Regions from separate parts of the Mus musculus genome. Here region 2 is linked to region 1. Evidence: chromatin loops called from intact Hi-C (ENCODE). Cell type or tissue: gastrocnemius. All regions are shown on one strand. Links, peaks and the distances in the headings refer to the core of each region. The heading gives the core; the rest is flanking DNA. Region 1 overlaps Syt14 (synaptotagmin XIV). Region 2 overlaps Gm31078 (a long non-coding RNA gene).

The links. A loop is a pair of places that touch in the nucleus more often than their neighbours do. Peaks named below come from ENCODE experiments on the same cell type or tissue, not always from the same donor. Only the 100,000 strongest peaks of a DNase experiment are listed, where the experiment ranks them.
Region 2: a loop joins it to region 1, with 8 times the contacts of the local background. A loop is called at or near these places in 17 of 42 quality-filtered maps.

Annotation. Positions count from the first base shown.
Region 1 is chr1:192,910,590-192,913,503 of GRCm38, forward strand. All of the region lies in intron 6 of Syt14 (synaptotagmin XIV), which reads right to left. Among named protein-coding and RNA genes, the nearest start is that of Gm39746, 18 kb to the right of the region's middle. In gastrocnemius, for the core only: CTCF peaks have their summits at 1,728 (motif pointing left) and 1,930 (motif pointing left); a DNase peak (open chromatin) is centred at 1,384.
Region 2 is chr1:192,782,988-192,785,901 of GRCm38, forward strand. It overlaps Gm31078 (a long non-coding RNA gene), which reads left to right. Exons shown (of 3, transcript XR_373900.3): 3 at 2,157-2,914. Among named protein-coding and RNA genes, the nearest start is that of Gm31078, 2.7 kb to the left of the region's middle. In gastrocnemius, for the core only: a CTCF peak has its summit at 1,566 (motif pointing right); a DNase peak (open chromatin) is centred at 1,608; H3K27ac peaks cover 793 bases.

The sequences.
Region 1 (2,914 bases), core at 180-2,679:
GCCAGGGCTCTGTTACACAGAGAAATTCTGTCTTGAGAAACCAAAAGGAGAGGAAGGTAGGAGGAAGAGAAGGAGAAGGAACAGGAGGAGAAAGAAGAGGAGGAGGAGGAGGAGGAGGTCGTCTCTTGTTCACTGCTGTGTACACCAGGCTATCTCCTATCTCTACTTCCCATATCACTGGAGGAGTGTTGGGGATCTGAACTCAAGTTCACACGCTTGCAGAGCAGCACTTTATCCACTGAGCTGTCTGACTGGGGGTTCTACTTGGTCACTGGTTGAGTCTTCTGGGAAGCACTGAGTGACAAAACATGGTCTTATTATAAGGTTAGGGTCCTGGACTTGACTTCCTGGTCCACCATATTCCTGAAAAATGAAAAGCTTCCTTTCTTAGATTTGCAACACTGGCTGAGCTGCTAATTTGTACAGTTCTGTCCTCCAGAAGTGACCTCTGGACACAATGGAGGGTGAGCTTATTCAAACTGGCCACTGGACTTAAATAGCGGGATACAACTGATTATTTTTATACATATTGTTCTTTTCAAACTGATTTTAAAAAGTTTTATAATTGTCTGTCTGTCTGTCTGTCTATGTGAATGTAGGTACCTTAAGCTGAAACTATAGGTGGTTGTGAGCCACCTGACATGGTTGCTGGGAGCCAAACTTGGGTTCCCTGCACGAGCATTGTATGCTGTTAGCAGCTAAGTCATATCTCTGGCTTCCAGTTGGTGTATTTTAAATGCACAGAATGTTTCTATGAACGAATGTTTTAAATGCAACTATCTGAATCTGTGTTATAAGCATATTTTTATTATTAGAAACATTATTTATGTTTTAGATAATGCTATTACCCATAACTGTACTTTCTGGACTCTACTGGGTTTTATTTTTAAAATATGACTTTAGCTATTTAAAATAGAAGATATGCACAATATGGGACATGAGTGGATGAGAGGAGAAGGAGCAATGTGCCTGGTGAGTAAATGTGGGAGGCAGGTTTCTGAGCCTGCCTGCTGCACACTGGGATGCTAGTGAGCAGTTAGCATCCTCCTGCTTCAGTTTACCTGAGGGGTGTGGAACAGCTGCACCTACTGCTGTCTTTGCCCTTACACTACCTGCCCACATATCACAAAGCAGCAAAACATTTGTTTGTATCACAGATTCAATATGCTATCCTCGCCACCATGAAACAAACATTCTCCTGCCATTTACCTAAAGAAAGAATATTTGGAGACTGCAGAATAACGAGTTGAAGTTATCATTTGCAATCCACCCATGCAAATCAGGGTTTCCCCTAAGATGAACTGCGAAAACCAAAGCCGTGAACAGAACTGTCAGTGGTGCGGTGACACTAAGGTGTGTCACCCACAGGTGTGCAATGGCAGGCTCCCAGGCATGGGACCAGAGACTAAGGTTCAATGTCCTCATTGGAAATGGGAAGGCAGCCATCACACTTTCTGAAAGATTTCTTTAATTTTTTTTTAAGCAAGTCCGTTATTTTCAGTTTATTTCAGTGTTTAATGTAAGTACTATAAAGTAATATATTAATAAACATCACTTTATCTGCTTTTTGTGTTATAAATCATATTTCATTTTACACAAAGGGATTCTATGCTTCAAAATGCCCCTACCACAGGATCTATATCTTGTTTCTGAATGGTCAAATGACCAAAATTTAAATATCCTAAGATTGTGCTGCCCCCTGTTGACCCAGTCTCCTTAAAATTCTTGGGTCTTCTGTGAAGGAAAAAATTTTTGCTTCTTAGTATTATAGGTAAGTAATTTCATAGACGATCATAATAAAAAAATGTACACGGTAAAATATTGAATGCAACTCTAGATAGAATATAGCATATTCCAAGACAGTAAAAGCTAACCCCAGGATGTTGAGAACAAAGGAATAGTCTAACCATCCTCTTCCACAGAAGCCTAAAGCTGCTGCTTAAAGTAATGCTGACACCTGCTGGAAAGCTCAACCATCCTTAGGCCCAACTCTACAGTGATCAATTCTCAATTCTTCCACTGAATTGGCAGCACCTGGATCTTGAGCTCTCCACGTTAGAAGAATACTAGTACCTTGGGTGTTTCAAAATGTTGGAATAGCATTTTCCATGCATTAGCTCTCTATCTTGGGCATCCTCTTTCAGTCTCATATAATTGACCAAATAGAGGTGGGGAGATTTTCCTCTAGGAATCATGTTTGAAAAACAAACACACTGGGTGGTAGTGGCGCTCACCACTAATCCCAGCACTTGGGAGGCAGAAGCACTCTCTCTGTGAGTTAGAGGCCAGTCTGGTCTACAAAGCAAGTTCAAGGATAGCCAATGACTGCTACATTGAGAAACCTATCTCAAAAAGAAAAGAAAAGAAAAGAAAAGAAAAGAAAAGAAAAGAAAAGAAAAGAAGAGGGGAGGGGAGGGGAGGGAGGGGAGGGGAGAGGAGGGAGGGGAGAAAAGGAAAAAGTAAACCAAACACATTTAAATCTACTTTTCATTAGTTAATCCCACGAGGAGTACACATTCACTCAGACTCTGTGTCCAATGACCTGTATAGAAACATTGCTTCAGAACTGGGCATGAACTCTCACAAGGCCCAGATCATGTGGCTTTCCTGCTTTCCCCTAGTGGTCACCATGCTGCTGTTCTCTTTATCTACACCAGCACATCTCTTTCCCAGGTAGGACTGGGGTTCATCTCTAGCAGAAACTTTTAATTTTAAGAACAGCTGTGTGCTTTCTTTGGTTCCACTGCTGTGCACCACAGCCTTCCAGGCATGTACACCCTTTAGAATTCCTGTTCTCAGCAGGCCTACACATGCTTCAAGATGGTGTATAGTGTCTAGAAAATATCTTAAAGCAGGTGTGGTGACACATACCTGCAATCCTAGCATTTGGAAGGCAGAGGCAGGGGGAGTGTGT
Region 2 (2,914 bases), core at 218-2,717, 130 kb before region 1:
CCTCTTAGGAAGGCTAATTCACTTAAAGAAAGGCACACGACTGAGATGGAAGGAATAGTATCCCCTCAGTAAGGTAATACACTTTTTCTTTCCAGAACGCCACTCTTGGTGTGGTCACTTGCAGGGTTTCCACTGTGGATCCTAACTTAGAAAAGCACAGCCCAAGCCGGGAAGTAGTGGCACACGTCTTTAGTCCCAGCACTTGGGAGGCAGAGGCGGGGGATTTCTGAGTTCGAAGCCAGCCTGGTCTACAGAGTGAATTCCAGGACAGCCAGGGCTACACAGAGAAACCCTGTCAAAAAAAAAAGAAAAGAAAAGAAAAGAAAAGAAAAGAAAAGAAGGAAGGAAGGAAGGAAAAAAGAAAAGCACAGCCCTGTCCTTCCTTTCTACCTCTTTTTTCTTGTGAATTCTAACCAAAGCCTAGCTTATGCTGTGCCCGATGGGCTGGGATTCCTCACTCTTTGAAACTACCCACCCTGCTTCCGCCGTGTGGCTTGCTCTCTCCTCCATCTTCCTCCTCTGGAAGCTCCCTGTCCTATAGGTTTTCTATCAAAACACTGGGAGGGGGGGAAATCCCAATTTCCCCAGTAATGCAATCGCACCAGTTCACAGTTGTATCCGCAGAAGTAAGGGTCCTTCTAGAGGGGTTCTGGGGGCTTGAGGCTTGGGACAGGGGCTTGGTGGGTAGAGCAGAAACAGGTGGGTAGGATTAGAAGCAGAAAGAATATATTAGAAGATAGAAAAGGGAATAGGGTGTAACACAAAAATATTTTTAGTAGCTTTTCCTGATGCTGTGCATGGGGTATAGGCTTTCCAGCATGACACCGCCTAACTTGGGCTTTCGCACCCATGCACTGTGTGTGATACACGGGGCTCTACACACTCTTTCTTGAAGTCTCATTAACATTTTAAGACTACACCCAGAGGTAGAATGTGTGCCTAGTCCCCCCCTTTAGATGCTGTGGGGTTCCTGTGAGTCTGTAGGGTGCCTGGTCAAGCTACTGCAGTCAGTTCTATTCAGCCTGCTGGGGATGGAGGGACAGGCCCAGTCGTGCTCTTTGCCAGTGAGTTTTTCTCATGGAAATTTTGCAGCCTTCGTGAGGTGCTGTGAATCTCACCTGCCTCCCACTCTCCCGCTGCTCCAATCTCCCACTGCCCCACTCTCCCGCCTCCCCATTCTCCCGCCTCCCCACTCTCCCACCTCCCCACTCTCCCTCTTCCCCATTCTCCTGCCCTGTTAAAGTGTCTTTCTACATAAGGACTTGGAGGGAGAGATCCGAACTGAGACAAAGCGTGTTTGATAAATAAATCTCACAGATCCTGATATTTCCAGAGAAACAAGGACTCTGCCCACCTTGGCTCTCACTCCTGCCCTCACATCCCACCTGGGGCAGCTCTGGAAAAGAAGCTGTGACATCACTTCCTTCCGGTGATTCTGGGTTGTCCAGCTTTACTCTGGGAAGCCTTTGGCACAGACTTCTATGAAGATCTAAGAGGGAGCTGGCCACATGCTAAGTCACCCTTACTTTCCCTGCCTTCAACAGCTCTTGGAAGCAGATGGGCCTTGCTGAGATAAAGAGGCACCACTAGGTGGCTGCCCGAGACCTTGCTGAGCTGGTGGTTCTGATCAGGCTTTCTTAGGCAGGGGGTGTGTGTGTGTGTGTGTGTGTGTGTGTGTGTGTGTGTGTGTATGCGTGTTTGTGTGTATGAGTGTGTGTGTGTGTGTGGCTGTGTATGGATCTGCGAGTGTGCATGAGTGTATATGTGTTTGCATGTGTGTGGGTGAGTGTTTGTATACACATTTTTGGCAGGGAGCTGTCCTGTAGAGAGAATGAGGATAGTGAAGTCAGAGGTCTGTATGAATATGATCAAAATAGATTATATCCAAAATAAAAATGTCATAATTAAGTCTATTATTTTATCGAATTAATGTACACTGAAAAAAAAAGGGAAGGAAAGAAATGAAGCCAAAATGCCTGAATTCACCAAGCAGGTTAATGTAGTGTCAGAGGGTCTTTCTAAGCCCTGGGGGGTGGAGGGAACACAGGGCACTGAGAAGCAGCATCCCTTGGTGGTAGTCATTGTTTTAGCTCATTAGATAGTTAGTTGTTAGCAAAGAAACTGAAGTGCTAGTCTGCTCTCATCCCGGCTACTAGAAATGAATCAGGAACACGGATGCTGCTGGAAACCCGAACTCCGCTAAGAAGCTGACTCAACTTCATTTTCATTCACAATCAGAAGCGTAATGAGCGCTTCATCACGCCACACCCGGGTGAGGGGCTGAGGACGCAGCTGTGAGCCACAGTCACAAGACCCCACTGCTCTCACAGAACTGGTATTTTAGATAAATTGATATTCACAGAGAAAAAAAAATTGTACAACTTTTCCATTGGGAACTCGATCTGTGTTTCCATGGCAACGCTCTTCCTTTTGCCCAGCCCTCACATGTAGAAGTGTGGGGTAATAAGATCGGCTTTATCCACCACAATTAGATGTCGCACAGGTTTCCTGGAGTGGGGCTATAATGGTTTACAAGACTTTCCACCTCTGGCCCACTTTCCTCTTGGTCATGGGGAACCTGGACATAGCATCTGGGGTGTGGGCCGCTCCTGAGGCAGAGAGCCCAGTGAACACACTGAAGGCTTAACTACACCACTGGGAAATACGAGGGAAAACTGTCCCAAACCCAGAACTCTAAGACTGTGGAAACGCTCAGAAATGAAAGGTGTGGCTTTCCTAAGCATTGCCAGCTTTCTCTCCTTCTCAAGCCAAGTCAAACATGATACAATGTAGCTGACTTTCAGACTTCCCACAGGAGGAAGTATACATTCTAAACCCAAGTGTGGAAATCACACTTGGGTCTGGAAGATGTCTAGTTTGAGCTGCAGGAAGTTAAATGCAGCTGGTCCCCTCA